Regions from separate parts of the Mus musculus genome. Here region 1 is linked to region 2. Evidence: chromatin contacts called from ENCODE POLR2A ChIA-PET data. All regions are on one chromosome and are shown on one strand. The core of a region is the stretch at or near the end of the contact, and the rest is flanking DNA. Distances in the headings are between cores, read along the strand shown.

The links. ChIA-PET counts read pairs that join two places held with the same protein, here RNA polymerase II (POLR2A).
Region 1: POLR2A ChIA-PET joins it to region 2 with 14 read pairs in embryonic stem cell. The contact joins the promoter of Tnfaip1 here to the promoter of Sarm1 in region 2. POLR2A ChIA-PET finds 5 or more read pairs at or near these places in 4 of 5 experiments (Patski and embryonic stem cell).

The regions. Positions count from the first base shown.
Region 1 is chr11:78,532,262-78,538,555 of GRCm38, forward strand. Tnfaip1 (tumor necrosis factor, alpha-induced protein 1 (endothelial)) reads right to left here and starts at 3,999. Exons shown (of 7, transcript NM_001159392.1): 1 at 3,825-3,999. Ift20 (intraflagellar transport 20) reads left to right here and starts at 4,100. Exons shown (of 6, transcript NM_018854.5): 1 at 4,100-4,315; 2 at 6,249-6,294.
Region 2 is chr11:78,494,595-78,501,192 of GRCm38, forward strand. Sarm1 (sterile alpha and HEAT/Armadillo motif containing 1) reads right to left here and starts at 3,160. Exons shown (of 9, transcript NM_172795.3): 1 at 2,395-3,160. The coding sequence starts at 2,864. Vtn (vitronectin) reads left to right here and starts at 4,526. Exons shown (of 8, transcript NM_011707.2): 1 at 4,526-4,819; 2 at 4,909-5,028; 3 at 5,107-5,448; 4 at 5,528-5,667; 5 at 5,835-5,991; 6 at 6,101-6,253. The coding sequence starts at 4,756.

The DNA of each region.
Region 1 (6,294 bases), core at 2,749-5,248, 39 kb after region 2:
GGTCTACAGAGGGAGTTCCTGGACAGTTAAGACTATACAGATCTCTATCAAAAATGAACAAAAGATTGAATTTTCACTGAAAGTATAGAGACTTACCGTGGTTGCCACCCCTAAACAGCACAGTATAAAAATTATTTATATCACACTTCATACATTTACAGTATTAGTATTATTAAATAAGCCAGAGATAATAGAAGGAATTCAGGAGGGTGTGTATAGATTATATGTAAATATACAGCATTTAATGTCATAAAGAACTTGAGCATTCTCAGATTTTGGTATTTGCAAAAAACCTAGAGTTGGGGCTGGAGAGATGGCTCAGAGGTTAAGAGCATTGACTGCTCTTCCGAAGGTCCTGAGTTCAAATCCCAGCAACCACATGGTGGCTCACAACCAACTGTAATGAGATTGGATGCCCTCTTCTGGAGCGTCTGACAGCTACAGTGTACTTACATATAATAAATAAATAAATAAATCTATCTTTAAAAAAGAAAACAACCTAGAGTCAATGCCACACAGACATGAAGGGATAATTGGATGATGATGGCATTTTTTTGAGATGTCTATGATGTTGCATTGGATGTTCTAGACCTTGATATATAGACTAAGCTGATCTCAAACTCAGTGATCCACCTGCCTCTGCCTCCTGAGTGCCGTGATTAAATGACAGTGCCACTGCTCCTGTCTGTAATCTTTTGGCTTATCCAAACTACCACTAACCAGGCCAAGGATGGTGGCTCACATCTATAATCCAGCACTTGGAAGTCTGAGGCAGTCTGGACTACAGAGACGCCATCACAAGGTTAAAAAAAAGGAAGAAGACTAAGCTGTACCTTAATTGGCAGAATGCTTGTCTAGCATGCATGAGGCTCTGGGTTTGATTCCCAGCAGCATATAAACTACATGTGATGGCCCATGCCTATACTCCAAGCATAGGATGATGGAGGCAGGCAGACCAGGTATCTCAGCTACCAAGAGTACAAGTGGCTCTGCCTGAAAAACCAACCAACCAACCAACCAATCCCAATTGTCATTAGGTACTATTAGGTTCTTGGTGGTGCACCTCTGTAATACCAGCAAGCACTATCAGACTAAGCCCTGCCTGGAATACAGAATGAGACAGAACCCAACCTGGTCCAGATAGCAGGATCTTTAAAACACACGCAAAAAAGAGTATGATAGTAATAAAAAGTCACATACTGAAGAGATGCCTCACCTGTTCTGAACACCAGCTGTTCTGAGAAGAGTCCTGCCCTCATGGACCCCACACTTCAGTGGAAGAAGACAGACTAGCTGAGCATGGTGGCACATGCCTTTAATCTCAGTATTGGAAGTTCCAGGCTACATAGAAAGACCCTACCTCAAACAAAAACAGACCAGAAGCCACACTATAAACGATGGGACAAAGAGGCAGACAGTTATAGAGGTGATCGACGTCACTGAGAATATAGGAATGATATGAGAATTATCAGGCTGAGGCTTGAGACCAATTGAAGATCACATTTCAGTTAAGATCTGAAAAGTATAGTCTAGACAGCAAGAGCAAAGCTCCTATCTGAACAAGTTTTAGAGGCTGAAGAGATGCTCTTCCAGAGGTCCTGAGTTCAATTCCCAGCAACCACATGGTGGCTCACAACCATCTGTAATTCGACACCTCTTCTGGTGTCTGAAGACAGTGACAATGTACTCATATAAATGAAATAAATCTTTTTAAAAAGTAAAAAAAAAAAAAAAACTGCCTTTAAAAAGTATATTCCTGGGGGCTGGTGAGATGGTTCAGTGGGTAAGAGCACCCGACTGCTCTTCCGAAGGTCTGGAGTTCAAATCCCAGCAACCACATGGTGGCTCACAACCATCCATAATGAGATCTGACTCCCTCTTCTGGAGTGTCTGAAGACAGCTACAGTGTACTTACATATAATAAATAAATTAAAAATAAAAATAAATTAAAAATAAAAGAGATTATAACTTCAAAAAAAAAAGTGTATTCCTCTTGCAGTAGACCCAGATACAGTTAGACCCAGATAGCACCCAAATCAAAAGGCTTACAATACTCTGTATCCTGTTCCAGGAGATCTGACACCCTCTTATGGGTGCTGCTGCATGCACACACATGGTACACATATATACACTCAGGCACACACACGTACAAACAAAAATGTTAAAAAGTGAAACAAGTTTTATGGGGCTAGAGAGATGGCTCAGCAGTTAGACGTACTGGATGCTCTTCTAGGACCTAGGTTCAATTCCTAGCATTCATATAGTGGCTCACAACCATCTATAACTCCAGTCGTAGGAGTTCTGATGCCCTCTTCTGGTCACTGTGGGCTCCAGGCACACATGTGGTACACAGACACACATGCAGGCAAAATCAGCACACACATAAATTGTCTAAAAGGAACACATTTTGGGGACAGTAGTGACATGGCGGCGGGTATATAGGAAGAAGAGGGAGGATGGTCTGGCAGGAAGCCAGAGAAGACAAGTGCTACATGAGAAGGAAGAGCTGGGGTTTATGGGAATTGCAACAGACTTTGGGGTCGGGGAAGGCTTTTAGCAGGGGAGTGATGTGATCCAAGGACAACTTGATGCTGTGTGGGATGCAAAAGTACATGAAAGGAAATGGGAAAATCAGAGGAAGGACTGGTCCAGGCAAGTGATGATAAAGGCTTACACCACAGAAGCAATGCTGTAAACAGAAACAACAACAACAACAACGCCCCAAAGTGGAACCAACCTCTTTAATACCGGAACACTCAGTCGTTTCCTGTTATTCCTCATGTTTTACAGGTAAAACCCACAACACTGGTCCTCAAACAAGAATTAAGTATATACATCAGCTTGCTAAACTAAAACTGACCCTGAAGAGATTTCAGTATGTCCTTGGAATGGTCGGGAGTGGGGGGCTTTCAGGAAGGTCTATATTGGTGCTATATTAAGTAGCATATCCTTTTGATGGCTTAATTGCTTTCAGTGATGGAACATGGAGGAAACGAGCTCCGGGAGTCTGACAGTAACACTACAATGCTAGACTGGTGAGCGACTGACCGCCTTACCTCAAAGCGGGAAAAAAATCAACTCCTCAACAAGTTTTAGCAAGTTCCTCACATACTTTGTGTGCAGTCCCATTTCCCCAGAATCAAGGAAGCACATAAACACGTTCTGCCAAATCAAAGAAACCCAAGTGACTAGGCTTGCCAACTGAGGAAGTCAAATCCGGAGCTAATCTATTCTTTTCCTCCTAAGAGCTACTTTGAGTCCTAGATGACGTCAGACCAGATTCCACCCAGACCAATTAGGTCCAAGAGTCCAATGGCAGGTGACGCCCTAGAAAGAAATTTCTGAGAGGATGAAGTTTCCACTGATAGTTTCAGGGCTCTTTCCTCAGGACTTCGCCTGTGGATAGAGGGGTAATCCTGGGGCTGGGGAACATACACGTGTCTCTATGGGAACCTAATGCGAAGCCAAGCAGAACAAAGCGCAAACGATCACGGTAGTTCAAAGACTTGGGGTTCTAAAGGAAGGACACGAGGTACGGCGAGGTGGGAAGGCTGATTTTGGCAAGAAAGGTCAGAAATCGTGGAAGCGGCTCTTATGTTTCACCCAAAGGCTCTCCAGTGGAAATGGAGAAACATCCCATGTCTCTCGTTGCAGTGTAGGCTGCTCTCCCGCCACACCCCTCCTCTTCTGAAAAACTGAGATCCGTGGTGCCTCCCATCCCCAGAAAAGACCTGAACTTCATCCCCGCGCGCCATCCCGTGCCTTTTGCCCAGGACTCAGCAGAGCCTGTCCTTCCCCTCTGCACCCGCACCTCTGGCTCTCACCGTCCGCGGGGACGCCTCTCCGAGTCTCAGTCAAGTAGCAAGCGGACTCGGTGCCACCTCTGGCCTGCGGCTGCCTGCAATCTCGGCTGTGAGCTCACATCCTGCGCCCGCCGACTCCGGAGTTACAGCCCAACCCTACAGATCGGGAAAGAGACTACAAGACCCGGCATGCACAGCGCGCGAGCTAGCAGTGGGTCGAAAACTTGACGTTTGACTTCCTTCTACTTCCGGGTTCGGGAACAAATCTACTTCCCGTGTCGTAGTCCCCGCCCCCTGAGCAAAGGCTTCTGGGCCTAGTGGGCAGTTATCGCGTGTTGCATCTATTTCCCAGCAAGCACCGCAGGGTGGGCGGATGCTGGTGCTTCTGGACTCGGGGGTGACGTGTGGCTCCTAGATCTTGTCTCCGTGGCAGCAGCCGGTTGCAGTTGCCGGAGAGAAGCTTCTACCGACAGTCGTCAGGGCCGCAGAGCGCTGCCGAGGCGGCTCGTCAGGTAGGTCGGGGACGTGGAGGACTTGGGACGGGAGGAGGCCGACGTGACCCAGCGCCGAGGATTGGCTGGACCGGGTGGAAAGCGGCGGTTTCCCTACCTCGGAGTTTTTAGGGATCGGGTTTACACTCAGCTCAGCCTGGCTCCCTCGATGTCACCGGTGAACCGAGGTTCGGACATTGCAGGAGTATAATTTAGTAAAGACAGCCGCGCCATTTGCCCAGTTCTTCCTGTGTCTACGCCTTCTCCAAACTCCACAGCTACAACTATTTGTTGTGCCTGCGGACCTGGGAGAGCCAGGGAGCGTAGAGCCAGGCACAGCCTTCATGCTTAGGAAACTCAATCCCACGTTCCTGGAGCATATTTGTGGTGGGAGTTAGGGGTGGGCTGGGGATCTGATAGCCCGCTATGTACCATATCTATCTTACCCATCTCTTTAAACTGTCCTTTCCAGCCATACTCTCGGTCCAATCCAGATCCATGGCAATCGTGTTTGGCTCCTTTCTTCACTTTTCTCCAAAGTGCTGCATTAAGCATTACTAAATTCTGTCAATTCAGACATCATCTGATCTCTGAACTCCCGTTCGGCTTCAAATCTTTTCTTCTGTTACAGCCTTCTGTTTCCACATGAATTCATTCATTCTGCAAACATTATCAGAGTGCCACTTACCTGCAGGCAGCCTGCTTAGAGATGCTTGGCTCACAGTGAGAAATTTGGAAAGGACGCCTCTATTCTGCTCTTCCCTGTTCCCTCTGTTTGGCCAAGGCAGTGAGTGATCTTTCCAACTCTGATCAATAAGCACTGCCGAAATCCACTGCTAGCGGTTATCATTATAAAAAATAATCCAAGTTCAGCTGGGTGTGGTGGCGCATGCCTTTAATCCCAGCACTTGGGAGGCAGAGGCAGGTGGATTTCTGAGTTCGAGGCCAGCCTGGTCTACAAAAGTGAGTTCCAGGACAGCCAGGGCTACACAGAGAAACCCTGTCTCGACAAACAAAACAAAACCCAAGTTCATTTACTCATCCAGCTATAGCCGGTTGCCAGCCTTGCTCCCTCTTGCTGTTTTGATCCCAGGACCCTTTGTGTCAAAATCTTCCAGCCTTAGGACGCCCCCATATGCTTTTCCCTATGCCCACAATGTCCCTCTCCCTTCTCTTAGAAGATTTTCTGGACGTGTTTAGGTCCCAGATTGTTTTTTCTGAAGGCTTTTGTTGACCTCTCTGCCTACTTGAGTTATGTCCTCCTGTAGAATCCTGACAGAGCACTGAGCGCTGTTCCTCATACCCTGATCACAGTTTGTGTTTATTTGCTTACTGTCTGTCTAGAGACACTATGTTCACTCTGTCCTTGGAGCTGGGATTCAATAAGGGTTTTTGTTTTTGATAAATGCATGTTAACTCAGAAGGCAGTAGGAGTTCAAACAAGTGTTTGCAGTCTCATGTCATATGAACTCTTCCATAGGACCTGGTCCAGTTAGTCCCTAGGAGCTCTTAAATACTCAAACTATCCAACTAGAACAACACAGGAAGGCAATTGTTTTTTTGTTTTTTGTTTTTTTGAGACAAGGGCTTGTGTAGCACAGGATAGCCTGGAACTCAGTATGCAGCCCAGGTTGGTCCTAAACGTGTGTCAGTCTTCTAGCAACACAGTGAGTTGCTAGAATTAGAGTCACGCATGACCATAGCTAGCTTTTAACTCTCATTTTAAAATTCATCCTTTTTGTTTTGTTTTGTTTTTCATTTCAGGGCATGCATTTGAAAAGCCTTTTTGGGACCTTAAACAGGGATTTATGACTATGCTTTTATCTCGCTCGCAGCTTAGGCCAGATACACCCAAGTGAACTGAAATTGTCTTTTCTCCTTGCTTAGTGATATTTCTGTAAAAATCACTTGATGCAATATAATCCTTCAGGTTCACGTGTCTGTTTTCCTCCAGCTAAGCTGTGCTGCTCCAGGGCAGGCACCATGTTGCATTCATCTTT
Region 2 (6,598 bases), core at 1,910-4,409:
CTCTTGCTCAATGGATGCCGCAGTGACCACAGTGCCTGTAACTTTATGGACAATGCAGAGTTTGGCTAAGTCCTGGATATGGTGTTAGTTCAGCAAAGGTTTGCTGACCTCATCACTCAGCCTCTCTATAGCCAACCTCCAAATGGCCAAACGGGTCTGAACCTGCATTCCAGAACTCAGGCACTCCCTTTACCAAAGAGGAAAGCTAAGGTTAGAGAAACGTCATGGCATGGCCAAGGTCACAGAGTTTCTGAATTTAAAATCCTCCATCTTGACTTTGGACTAGGTAAACTCCTAGGCTATCCGGGTTGAATGTGCGTAAGAAATCATCTCAGGACTGGAGAGTTGGTTCTGTGGTTAAGAGCACTGGCTGCTCTTCCAGAGGACCCGGTTTCAATGTCCAGACCACACAAGGTGGCTCGTGATCCTCTATAACTCCAGTTCCATGGGTTCTAACATCCTCTTCTGACCTCTATGGGTACCGCACATACATGGTACACAGATATACATGCAGGCAACACATTCATACACATAGGAAAATGAAGCCATCTCATCTAACACATTTTCAGAAGACTAACCTAAGGTCCAGTGAAATGAAGGGCTTACTCTGGAACATGGGTTCACAGCTGGAACCTTATTCTCACCTCTAAGTCTTAGCCTTCAGGCCTCATCTTTTCCTATGCCCAGGAAGGAAGTTAAAGCTATGGATAGTTGTGAAAACTGTAAATTCACCTCTCAATTCTGTTCTCTGAGATTGGGGGTCTAATGCAATGGCCGAAATCTTTGGGGGTTCACAGGTCTAGTTTCAAATCCCAGCTGCTAAGTAAGAAACCATTTGTATACATACATATATATTTTTTCACATGCATATATGTGTGTGTATTTATGTGTGCAAATGCTTGTATATGCTCCACCCCTCTCTGGAAGGAGATACAAAAGCTTGTTCAGTGGTTTTCCTCCACAGGAGAGGATTTGTTGAGAACTTTTGTCATTATACCATTTTTTATACACCTTTGCAAGTTTTGAATTGTAATGTGTAATAGTTTTCTTTCTTTATATTAAAAATAGACTCCTCTATTATTCATTCAATATTCTAGGGGAAGCCATTTATTTTCCTCAAAGATATGTTCACTATATTCATTCTGTCCCCCTGGTGGGGTGGCCTGTGATTTTAGAGGGCTGCTAGTTAGGCAGTGCCCTCACTGGGTATTATGGGACCAGAGTTGAAGATCCCTACACTGTTGACAGTTCATGGGTGAGAGCCAGTGAGCTAGGATTCTGGGAAGTGGCTGCAGCATCACCCTGGGGAAGTCCAGAACTGCCAGAATGGGATGGCAAAAAGAGGCACCGAGGAGGCTGATGGGTGGAGAATAAACACAAAGCCCCCGTGTGTTCCCTGCTTCTCTCCCTTCCAGTCTTGTCCCCATGGATGAAAGCAGAGCCCCGGGGTTTCTGGGGAGGGAGCATGAGGGATAGCGGGACTTGTGCCCTGTCCTTGGTCCTGAAAAGGCATCCGCATGTGTTTGGGGACTTGTACACTAGATAGAGGTTACTCTCTCAGAGCTGTCAATAAGTAAGGATAGTCATTTCCATTCCTGAAAACATATCCGTATGTTTGCATCATGTTTCCTGCACCCACTTCCCACAGGTACCACCAGTTCTAACTCCCTGACCATACCAAGCCAACACCAGCCAAGCTGGGCTCCAACACACTCAGCAAGCACCTACTCCATTTTCCAGTTCTCCATACTCATGGCCTATCCCAGTCAGGACAGCGGATATTAGATGAGAGGGGTTAAGCAAGCAGAAACCTACCTTGGGTCTCCCAACCCAAATCATTCTGTTTGTGCATTTTTTGGACAGTTGTGTAATTTCCACATATCAAAGGTGATCAAAAATGCCAGAGAAAACACGTCGTGACACTTGTGAGGGCTGCGTGCTGAAAGCGACTCTTCTAAAAATTCTGAGCTGAGAGCCTGAGATTTTGGTGAAAATTAGTGTGACAGCCTGTTTTGCTCTGGCACCAGAAGACCGGGAAAGTGGGCCCTTCAAAGGCTTCATAATAGTTCAAAAGGAGGTCTCAGGAGGTAGGCAAAGGAGAAGCAGTCAAGCAGTTTCCCATAGGAAGGAAAGATACCTCAGTTTTCTCTGCCCCTACTATTTCGTCCTAGCAAAAACAAAAACAAAACAAAACAAAACAAAAACCAAAAAACTTTCTGTTCCTGATCAGACGCTGCAGAATAAGGTCATGGCTGCCCTGGTGAGAAGGTAACACAGAAAGACACCCAGATGCACGGGAGAATTATGGGCTTAGGGCAAAATCAGCAATGGGATACCGTCTCCAACCACCTTCACTGCCCTGGCAACCCCACACCTCACCCCACTCTCCCTCACCGGTTCTCAGCCACCAGGATCTGCTCCAGCAAGCGCGCGGCCTGCACACGGGTCTCTAGCTCCGGTGCCTGAAGCAGCCGCAACAGCAAGTCGAGGCCACCGTCCAGACGTATAGCATCGCATAGACCTTGGGCCACCTCGCGGCCCACGGCCGGCAGCAGCCAGGCTTCCTCTACCAGCTGGAAGACCTCGGCGAGACCCGCGCCCACAGCCCGCGCCGCGCTTGCCTGTTTCAGCTCGGACAGCGCCTGCTGCAGCTCAGGCAGCGAACGCTCCAGGGCGCCTTGCACCTCAGTGCCCACTCCGGGCGACACTTCGCGAGACCCGCGACCGCCCGCAGCCCACCATGGGCTGGCGCCACCACTCCGATCCGGTCCGGGCACTGTCAGCCGATCGGCGCCCGGCCGTGGGCCTGACATGGTGAAGAAGCGGCACAGTTTGTAGGCGGAGAAGAGCAGCGTCAGGACCATGGGCGCTGGGCAGCAGGGGACATGCCAGGCCTAGAGGGGCGGGGCCTGGCAGAGAGACCCCGGCCTTGGGAGGAGAAAGAAAAAAAAAAAAAAAAAAAAAAGCAAACAGGATCCGGTAAAGGTGCTGGGCTACAAGTGTAGAAGCAGAAGGAGGAGGGCAGCTCCGGGACTCAGCGACTTAGGAAGGGCATGAAGGGAGAGAGAAGCATGGACCAGACGCGGGAGGGTAGAGACGCCGGTGCCCGGAACAAAGCGCTGCTCCAATCTAAGCACAGCGGAGCTAAGATGCTCAACAGCAACCACGCCTCTGAGCAGCAGAGTCAAGGATTTGACGCCCCGCCTCTAGGTTTCACGGGCTCCGCCCCCGACGCAGGCGCAAGCCCTACCCCAGGTCTCCAGCCACGCCCACACCTGGCTCCGCCTCCTCTCCCCAGTCTCCCCTTGGTGGTGTGCAAGATGCTGTAGAAAGGGCTGTAAAGAGCTGTCTTCCATTTCCTACCGCTCGCTCGGCTCCCCAAAATGTGGAAGCAAGCTGGCTACATGTATCCACGTCCCCTCCGGATGGTTAAAGAATCGCAGTTGAGATTCTTAAAGCCCTTTAATGCCGGTTTCCACTTAGGCTTCACGCGTCTGTAGGGAGTAAAATTTAGTGTTTCATTTTGCCGCTGAGACTACTGCGGTCCATAGAGAAGAGACACCAAAGGCACGCTCGCCTGTGATTACAGAACAGAAAACGGAGGGGCTTCAGAAGTGTGCCAGTGCTTGGAATTTGGCCCAAAACCTGGCACTCTACCCCAGTGAGCACTTTCTTTATAGAGAAATCCCACTTAGTATGTGAGTCTAGAAAGTATGCCCAATGAGTCCATTTTTTTTTTAAAATAAATGAGGTCATTGAAGGTGTGGCCAGGGTGGTCCCCCGAGGATCAATGGATTAGTGAAAGCCTCAGGAATGGGCTCTGGGACTGGAAAGATGGCTCAGCCTTTAAGAGTACTTGTTCTTACAGAGGACCTGGGTTTGATTCTCAGCATCCACACGGCAGCTCATAACTGTTCAAAACTCCAGTTCCAGGGTATTCAAAGCCCTCTTCTGACCTCCATAGACACAAGACATGCATGTGGTGCACAGATGCACATGTGAGCAGACACTTATACACAAAACATAAAATAAATAAATCTAAAAAAAATAAAGAAAGAAGAATAGACTCTGACCCACTACTTCCTATGCTGTAACACCCAGCTTAGAGAGAACAAGGAGAGGCCAGAAATGAAGCTTTGTTCTTTTATGAGAAGAAAAGAAAACCTCCCCCAAAGTGCTTGCCAGCTCTCCCCCAACCCCCCTTCTTGCCCCAAAAATCCAGATTCGAAGCGGGGGGTAGGATGGGACAAGCACCTAGCCTGATCAAACAGTAAATCGATAACGGCTTATGGGAATGAGTTGGAAGCTACTCCAGGCACGAAACGTTTTGTCTGTTCTAGCTCACGGAATCTCTCAACACCTGATGAGGCAAGGCACCATGGTCCCACTTTATAAAAAGTAAGGCTCAGGGAGATTAACGGGACTGGCTCAGAGGGTGACAACACATGCTTTCTTTCCACCTCCCCAGCTAAGCTAAGCGTGTTATCCCTCCTGCCCGTGACCCTACTGACTTTGGTCTTGGCGAGGGTTTTCTGTTTCCCAGCTCTCCTGGGGCTGGGGTTCTGGGAATGTGACCCTTTGCTGCAGCTGTGTTTGGAGGAGGGCAATGGGGCTGGGCCAGAGGATGAGCAAATAAAGGGCAGAAACCCAGGGAACTAGGAACTCTTCTTCAGTCTGCTTCTTTTTTCAGGCAGGACAGCGAGATTCCAGAAGCTCCGCGCCCAGCTTGCCAAGGCCCTGGGCTAGAGGCCTGCCATGGCACCCCTGAGGCCCTTTTTCATACTAGCCCTGGTGGCATGGGTTTCTCTGGCTGACCAAGGTGTGGGAGGGGATTGGTGGGTACCTAGGGAAGTGCAGGTTGGGCAGGTGCCCTAGATTGGGCTGTAAACCTGATATTCCCTCCCATAGAGTCATGCAAGGGCCGCTGCACTCAGGGTTTCATGGCCAGCAAGAAGTGTCAGTGTGACGAGCTTTGCACTTACTATCAGAGCTGCTGTGCCGACTACATGGAGCAGTGCAAGCCCCAAGGTGAGTTCAGAGCCCTGGTGGGTGGGCCTGGGGCTCCCTCCACAGCCTGACACTCACTGCTCCCCGTTCTGCCTGCAGTAACGCGGGGGGACGTGTTCACTATGCCAGAGGATGATTATTGGAGCTATGACTACGTGGAGGAGCCCAAGAACAATACCAACACCGGTGTGCAACCCGAGAACACCTCTCCACCCGGTGACCTAAATCCTCGGACGGACGGCACTCTAAAGCCGACAGCCTTCCTAGATCCTGAGGAACAGCCAAGCACCCCAGCGCCTAAAGTGGAGCAACAGGAGGAGATCCTAAGGCCCGACACCACTGATCAAGGGACCCCTGAGTTTCCAGAGGAAGAACTGTGCAGTGGAAAGCCCTTTGACGCCTTCACGGATCTCAAGAATGGGTCCCTCTTTGCCTTCCGAGGTGACTCTATGGACAGGTCTGGTGGCGGTCGGATCTGCCTTAGGCTCATCTGCTTCTCACACAGTTTCCCCTGTTCTAGGGCAGTACTGCTATGAGCTAGATGAGACGGCAGTGAGGCCTGGGTACCCCAAACTTATCCAAGATGTCTGGGGCATTGAGGGCCCCATCGATGCTGCCTTCACTCGCATCAACTGTCAGGGGAAGACCTACTTGTTCAAGGTACCAGACCTAAGTCTGAGGCAAGGTAAAGGGTGCCATGGACGTGCTGGGGAGCTGTGAAGACAAAGCAGTCAGGGACTCCAGGAGCAGGTGACAGCCAGTTTAGGATATAGGACTGCTTCTGTGGCCAGCGGTATGTCCTCACCCTTCTGATCTCTGTCTTTCAGGGTAGTCAGTACTGGCGCTTTGAGGATGGGGTCCTGGACCCTGGTTATCCCCGAAACATCTCCGAAGGCTTCAGTGGCATACCAGACAATGTTGATGCAGCGTTCGCCCTTCCTGCCCACCGTTACAGTGGCCGGGAAAGGGTCTACTTCTTCAAGGGTACTCAGGGTGGAGGAGAAGGGGGCAGGTGGTGGAGTCCCTGTTCTATTCCATGATTCCTCTCTGCCTTGGTCAGATCTCTCCTGATGCCAGCTGTTCTGCTCCTCAGGGAAGCAGTACTGGGAGTACGAATTTCAGCAGCAACCCAGCCAGGAGGAGTGCGAAGGCAGCTCTCTGTCAGCCGTGTTTGAGCACTTTGCCTTGCTTCAGCGGGACAGCTGGGAGAACATTTTCGAACTCCTCTTCTGGGGCAGATCCTCTGGTATGGAGGGAGAGCAAGGCTGGCTTCTTTCTCTGGAAACTGGGCTGTGATAGTGGGGGCTTCCAGGGGAGGGGCCTGGAACTGTGACACCATCGATCAAGAGCTGTTTGCTCTGGCTAGACTTTGCTTCTGTTGACTTTTGGGGGATGAGGCTTGGCTCTATTTGGATCCCATACCTTGGACTTTGCCTAACACAGCAGAAGGAGGGGCTGCGCCGCTGAGGGGTTTCGGATGGGGCAGAGATTCAAGGGATACAGTGGAGAGAGGATGGGAAAAAGCTCTAGACAGGGAGGCTGGGGCCTGGGGACTGAGTTGTGTGTCTTAGGCAAGGCATAGCAAATGTGT